Linked DNA regions of Mus musculus: region 2 is linked to region 1. The links are chromatin contacts, found by Hi-C or POLR2A ChIA-PET in ENCODE. All regions are on one chromosome and are shown on one strand. Each heading gives the region's core, a stretch centred on a gene start or an enhancer-like site at or near the end of the contact. The rest is flanking DNA. Distances are from core to core; before and after follow the strand shown.

Evidence for each region. Hi-C counts contacts between places; a loop is a spot of excess contacts on that map. ChIA-PET counts read pairs that join two places held with the same protein, here RNA polymerase II (POLR2A).
Region 2: a map of heart shows a loop between it and region 1 (4-fold over the local background). The contact joins the promoter of Cebpa here to the enhancer-like site in region 1. A Hi-C loop is called at or near these places in 6 of 37 maps with a recorded cell type or tissue (adrenal gland and heart). POLR2A ChIA-PET finds 5 or more read pairs at or near these places in 2 of 5 experiments (Patski and embryonic stem cell).

What each region holds. Positions count from the first base shown.
Region 1 is chr7:35,079,321-35,082,858 of GRCm38, reverse strand. No RefSeq gene overlaps it. Among named protein-coding and RNA genes, the nearest start is that of Gm35611, 5.2 kb to the left of the region's middle. Within about 2 kb of position 1,903, at least 1 of the 3 ENCODE cell types and tissues checked has a DNase peak (open chromatin) inside an H3K27ac peak, as active enhancers do; it is heart, where a contact is called at or near this core.
Region 2 is chr7:35,117,438-35,120,660 of GRCm38, reverse strand. It overlaps Cebpa (CCAAT/enhancer binding protein (C/EBP), alpha), which reads right to left and starts at 1,368. Exons shown (of 1, transcript NM_007678.3): 1 at 1-1,368. The coding sequence starts at 1,242. The coding sequence ends at 163.

The sequences.
Region 1 (3,538 bases), core at 654-3,153:
ATTGGGGTCCATTGTAGATGCCTAGGGGAAGAGGGAGAAGAAGAGGAGGAGGAGGAGGAGGAGGAATAGAAAGTGAGGAGGGGGAGAAGAGAAAGAGGAAGAGAAGAGGGGGAGGAGGAAAAGAGAAAAAGGAGGAAGAGGAGAGAAGGAAGAGAAGAAGAGGAAGGAAGAAGAAGAGGAGGAGGAGTTTGGTTGTTTACTTTGTTTCCCTTCATGGTGAAACCTCAATCCTCATTAGCACTGGCCAATCGCCTGCTGTGTTACCTCTGCATGGGGGTACCTCTGGGCCATGGTCTTTTATGTCATCTTTCCCTTCTCTTATCTGGAACTACAGAGGCAAACCCTCATTCTCTTGGATGCTGGGGGTAGAAGGAAGCATGAGATCCAAATTCAGACAGTTGCAGGTTTAGTCCATTTACTGTTGCTAAAACAAAACTCCTGAGGCTGGGTAATTTATACAGGCAAGAGGTTTATTTCAGCTTGTGGCTCTAGAGGCTGAGAGGTTTAAAACTGGGCAGCTACATCTTTTATTTGTTTTGTGATGAGGCTGGCCTTGTAGCCCAGGCTAGCCCATATTCTCCTGCTTCAGCTGTCTGAATGAGTGTTGGTGTTATAGGCATGTGCTATTACACCCAAAATAGTTAATTATTCTACAGCGTTGATGTTGAAATCCAGGGCTTTGGATGGACTAAGCAAGCATTCTACCACTGAACTATACCACCCCACAGCCCCTCACTGGGAGATTCTAAGCAGGGGCTCTACCACTGGGCCACACTCCCAGCCCCTCACTGGGGAATTCTAGGCAGGTGCGCTCTGCTGAGCCATATCCTCAACCCGGTAGCCAAGTCTTTCCAGGTCCTCAAGCTGTTTTGCAGCACAGCTCAGCTCAGCTCAGCTCAGCTCAGCTCAGCACAGCACAGCACAGCTCAGCTCAGCTCAGCTCAGCTCACACAGCATCACATGTGATGCCTGGAGATTGGTGGACACATGTGAGAGAGTGAGTGGAGACACCAGGCTCTATTCATAACAACCTGCTCTAGAGATAACTACTCCCGGCTCCGAGGATTAAGTACATTAATCTCTTCACGAAGGTGGAGCCCCCGTGACATAATAATCTCCTAAAGGTCCCACCAGCCCTCAGTACCATCATCCTGAGAACCAGTTTTTCAACCCATGAATTGGAGCACAAATCACTCAAACCGTCTCACAGGCCCCCTGTTAGGACCTTGGACCTGAAACACAATGACACAGACTATGAGCCATCACCAGGGAGCAGTGACTACAGCAGGCAGAGGCCAAACCTGAGAACATGCCTGTTCTTAGGTGCCAAGGGCCAAGCTGGTTGAAAGAAGATTTGCCTCTCGGCTTCCATTAAACCTGTGAGCTCATGGAAGCTTCCAGAAACCCGTGTGTTTGGTTTGATCTTCAGTCTGTTAGCTTGTTTTCATTGGGCAAGAATATCTTTTCTTTCGCTCTGTCTTCAACATGGATGCTTACAGTTCAGGAAGCCTGTTTACCAATCATTTGGGAGACAGAAAGTGAAACTCGCTGCTCTTTGGAAAACTGTGGTTTGGGCTGGTGAGGGAGGGGAGGAAGTTGGTGGGAGAGCGTGAGCGGACCTGTGTATGAGGCTTTAGATTCCACGAGAAAAACAAAACAAACAAAAAGGAAACTGGTTACTAGTTCCGACCCTTCCTCCACGGGTCAAAGGCTGCCTGAGTCTTTCTCAACCAAGCTGGGAAATGGCAGTTTCTTTCCTGTAGTTCCTGGGATCTGCTTGAAGCTTGCTAATTGCACAGGAAGCCACGGGACCAGAGCTGAAAGTCCCTCTTTTGCCACGGGAGACAGTAAGCCAGACTGGATTTGAGCTCTGGCCCAGGCAGCTAGGAGGGCTGTGTCAGTTCCTGCATCCTGCCGGGTTGGTTCTGAGTGACTGAGGCAGGGAGAGGCTTTCCTGCAGTTTGGCTCAACAACTGAGATATTATCTGTAAAGTTGTGCTGCGCCTGGTCCTGAAATCATCAAAGAATTAGCTCAGGCTGACGCAGTTATGGGGTAAATACTGACCGTAACCCTGGTTCCCTTCCACAGTACCCGGGGTTCATCCCCCACTTTATTCTCAAGGCACATCTGTGCCTTTAAGTTCTCCGTACCCACAGTTACAGTGCGGGATAGTGCCTTGAATTCATCAAAGCCAATTACTGCAGTTCATTTTTTTTCAGCTTGGAGTTTTTCATTTTAAGTTGTCATGGGAAAATAACTCTTAATAAATCCCTTTAAGCACAAGGAACTAGGGCAATTATGGACATTTTAAGAATTATTGAAACATTTTAAAGTTTTTTTGATGAATGTTCTAAAGGACACAAGTCATTTTTTTTTCTTTTTTCTTTTCTTTTCTTTTTTTTTTTTTTGTTTTTTGTTTTTTGTTTTGGAAGGGCTTCAATTACTCTCAAGGACAGACACCGGGCACACAGATTGTTCAAATCTAACTAATTATCTGCCTCCTCCCACAACAGTCACACCTTCAAAACATTGAGGTTGGCCCTAATTATCTGAGATTCTCCCACACTAGAATAATTGCACACGCTCTTCGGGGCCATGACAGATATATGTTCGGGATGAATTATAGTAACCAGAGAGGGAAATCAAGTTCTGTTTGTTTAGGTGTGAGTAAAACCTACGGTCATGCATGAAACAGTCACAAGTTGATAGAAAGCTGCTGAAAATGCAAAGGGAGGCACCTAAGACCAAAACCACGTAGGTCAAGCTGACCAATGACGTTGACATTTTAAAATTAACTTTTATTATTTTTATACTATTATTATTATTATTAGTGTGTGTGTGAATGGTATTTGTGTATCTGTGTGTACAGAGGCCAGAGGAGGACAGCAGGTGTACTAGCCTATCACACTCTAGTCCCCCAGGGACAGGGTCTCTTATTGAATCTAAAGCTCACCATTTTGGCTAAGCCTGGCTGGTCCTTGAGCTCCTGAGATCCACCTACATCTACCCCTGTTCTCTCACCAAGTCTGAAGTTACAGGCACACATATCTATGCCAAACCTTTCCATGGGCTTTGGAATTTGAACTCAGCTCTTCATAATTGCATAGCAAGCATTGTTTTTCTTTTTAAAAAATTACTTACTTATTATATTTTATGTATGTGAGTGTGTTCCCGGTGCCCAAAAAGATCAGAAGAGGTGGTTGGATCCTCTGAAATTGGAGTTACAAGGGTGTTGTGAGCTACCATATGGGTACTGGGAACTGAACCCAATCTTCTGCAAGAGCAATGAGTGCTCTTAACTGCATTTCTCTAGCCCTCAATGGCAAGTATTCTTACCTGCTGAGCCATCTCCCAGGCTGCTGTTAATATTTTTGACCGTAAAGTAGATTAGAAATCCTACATCTTACAATAACAGTGGTAGAAAGATCCCAGGAATAGTAGAGGTCAGAAAACCCCATCAATGCTCAGGCCCAGAGATGGTGAATAGTGGGAAAGATGATGGCCGGAAGGCATCAAGAAATGGAGAGTGCTTCTTGT
Region 2 (3,223 bases), core at 119-2,618, 38 kb before region 1:
GAAGGGAGGGGACACGCGGAGCAGGCCAGGCTTTCAGGCCACACCGGAATCTCCTAGTCCTGGCTTGCGCGGCCCGGGCAGCCTAGAGATCCAGCGACCCGAAACCATCCTCTGGGTCTCCAGCCAGGGGGCCGGCCCAAGGCGGTCCCGCAGCCGCGCGCCTCACGCGCAGTTGCCCATGGCCTTGACCAAGGAGCTCTCAGGCAGCTGGCGGAAGATGCCCCGCAGCGTGTCCAGTTCACGGCTCAGCTGTTCCACCCGCTTGCGCAGGCGGTCATTGTCACTGGTCAACTCCAGCACCTTCTGTTGCGTCTCCACGTTGCGTTGTTTGGCTTTATCTCGGCTCTTGCGCACCGCGATGTTGTTGCGTTCCCGCCGTACCCGGTACTCGTTGCTGTTCTTGTCCACCGACTTCTTGGCTTTGCCCGCACCGGCACCGCTGCCACCGCCGCCGCCTCCCGTGCGGAGGTCGGGGTGCGCACCGGCCAAGCCCTTGAGCGCGCTCCCGGGGCCAGGCAGGCCCGCAGCACCCAAGGCGGGCGCAGCGTGCGGGCTGGGCACGGGCGTGGGCGGCGGTGTGGGGTGGCCAGGCTGCAGGTGCATGGTGGTCTGGCCGCAGTGCGCGATCTGGAACTGCAAGTGGGGGGCGGCCAGGTGCGCGGGAGACGCGTGCGGGTGCGGCGGTGGCGGTGGCGGCGGTGGCTGGTAGGGGAAGAGGCCGGCCAGCGCCAGCTGCTTCGCCTCGTCCTCCTCGCGGGGCTCTTGTTTGATCACCAGCGGCCGTAGCGCGGGCGCCCCGACGCGCTCGTACAGGGGCTCCAGCCTGCCGTCCAGGTAGCCGGCCGCCGCACAGCCGTAGCCGGGAGGGGGCCCGTGCGCCCCCGCGGACATGACCGCGCCGCCGGGGCCCGCCGGGGCTCCCGGGTAGTCAAAGTCACCGCCGCCACCCGCGGGGCCCGCCGCCGCCTTGGCCTTCTCCTGCTGTCGGCTGTGCTGGAAGAGGTCGGCCAGGAACTCGTCGTTGAAGGCGGCCGGGTCGATGTAGGCGCTGATGTCTATAGACGTCTCGTGCTCGCAGATGCCGCCCAGCGGCTCCGGGGCGGCAGGTGGGGCTGGGGGCGGCGCGGGGCCCGCGCCCCGGGGAAAGCCAAAGGCGGCGTTGCTGGGCGCGTGCGGGGGGCTCTGGAGGTGACTGCTCATCGGGGGCCGCGGCTCCACCTCGTAGAAGTCGGCCGACTCCATGGGGGAGTTAGAGTTCTCCCGGCATGGCGAGCCTCGGCGGCCTCCAGCCTGCGCGTGGCGCCGCTGTCGCCGCCGCCCACCCAGTGCCCCAACTGGCTCGCGCCCGCGCAGCTTCGGGTCGCGAATGGCCAGGCCCGCGCGGGGACCGCTTTTATAGAGGGTCGGGCATCGCCCCCTGGTGTCCAAACGGGTCTCGGATCGAAGGCGCCAGTAGGATGGTGCCTGCTGGGTCTTAGAGCCCGCCTTCTCCTGTGACTTTCCAAGGCGGTGAGTGGGGAGCATAGTGCTAGTGGAGAGAGATCGTGGCGCAACGCCCACTGACTCCTGCGCTGCAAGGCGAACCCGGCTTGCAGCGCTCAGCCCCACCCCGGCGGCGCTGTCGCCCCCGCACACACGTGGTCCGTGGTTAGGCGCCCCTCCTTTAAGCCTCTAAGTCACCCACTTCCAGCCAACACTAGGGAGCCCGGGAGCATCTAGAGGCCGAGCGAGGGGAGGTGGAGGTTGGGGAGCGTTTGGAGAGAGAATGTTGGTTTTGAGCTACCGTAGTGCAGACTTGTGTTAAAAGCTGGGACTAGGCCTGTCTCCCACCCGGATTTCTAAAAGGCTGTGGCGGAGAGCCGCGGCGCGGGAGGTTGGAGACTGCTTTGGACCAGCAACCTAGCGCGCACCGCCGAGTGGCGAGGCCGGGAGCGCAGAGATTGTGCGTCTTTTTCTCTGAACTCCACGCGACCCCACGGCTTCCAGGCAGAGCACCTCTCTTTCGCCCAGCTTCTCTAGAACTACAGGGTCCCACGGGCTCTTCAGAGTAGTAGGGCGCTAGGACCCGGCGGGGAGCGGAGGCGGCCGCTAACCCCGGAGCCTGGTGGACCTGGCTCGTCCACTCGCCTAGGCTGGAAAACTTTCTTTTTCATTGCGTCTCCAGGCCAGAGCGATAGGATTGCTAGGCTTACCAGGCAGACGTTGCTACCCAGCGTGGAGCACTCTAGTCAAGTGTTCGGGACACCACCACCCCACGCCCGGGACCAGCCGGTGGGTCCTCTGAGCCTCGCGGAAAAGGACCCTAAGGAGAGCGCACAGGGGCCGCGAGAGGGCAGGGTGTTGGAGAGGAGTGAACTTGAATCGGGGACTGTGATCCCCAGGCGGGGCCCATAGCCAGGGGCCTGAAGACACAGTTTTCTTTCCCTACTGTCATTCATGGGGGCACTAATCTCGGTAGCTCGGGTGTCCAATTCCTAGCTACGAAGCCTTTCGAGCACCCACTTGGGAGCCCTCCGCGCCGCGCCGCCTACAGGCTCGCGGCTGTGGGTAGGAGTTTGCGTGCATCGGCTCCCAGCCACGTGGCGTCTCGTTCACCCTCCACCTGGATCGCGGCCGCGGAGGTCCGGGGGCAGAAGGGGCCTGGTGAGCACCCACGTCTCTCGTTTTTGCACCCCGAAGACCGCGGCTTCTTGAGCTGAGGCCTTTCGTCCTCTCGAACTCCATTTGTCCGTGTTCCGTGACCTGCTGCGCTCTAGGGTCGCAGGTCAAGACCCCCAGTGCAATGGCCTTTTTAGGCCAGGAAAGGCCCTGCGATCCGCCCAGGAGGCTCCAAGAGGAGCGGCTAAAAACTGTTAGGGAGGTCTGCTGTGCTTCCACTGCGGTTACAGTAAAGAACCGACTTCGTCTGAAGGACGCATCCTGTACTTTAATCAAATTCTCATTCAACATATTCTCAGTGATTAATGGCTCAACTGCTTCATTTTCGGTGCAGAGCGCATAAAAAAGATATTTTTAGCTTGATGCTTTTGAACAGAGTGAATAAAAAGCAGATACACTAAATAAACAACCTGGTGTGAGCAGAGGATCGCTCTCTGGGCCAGATGCACGCGACTCTACCTGTGGAGTGTCCCCTGGGGAAAAATCCTTAAAAGCCGAGAGGAATCTTCAGTCTTTCTGCTGAGTTAAATATAATGTTTATTTGTTTGCTTGTTTGGTTCCCCCT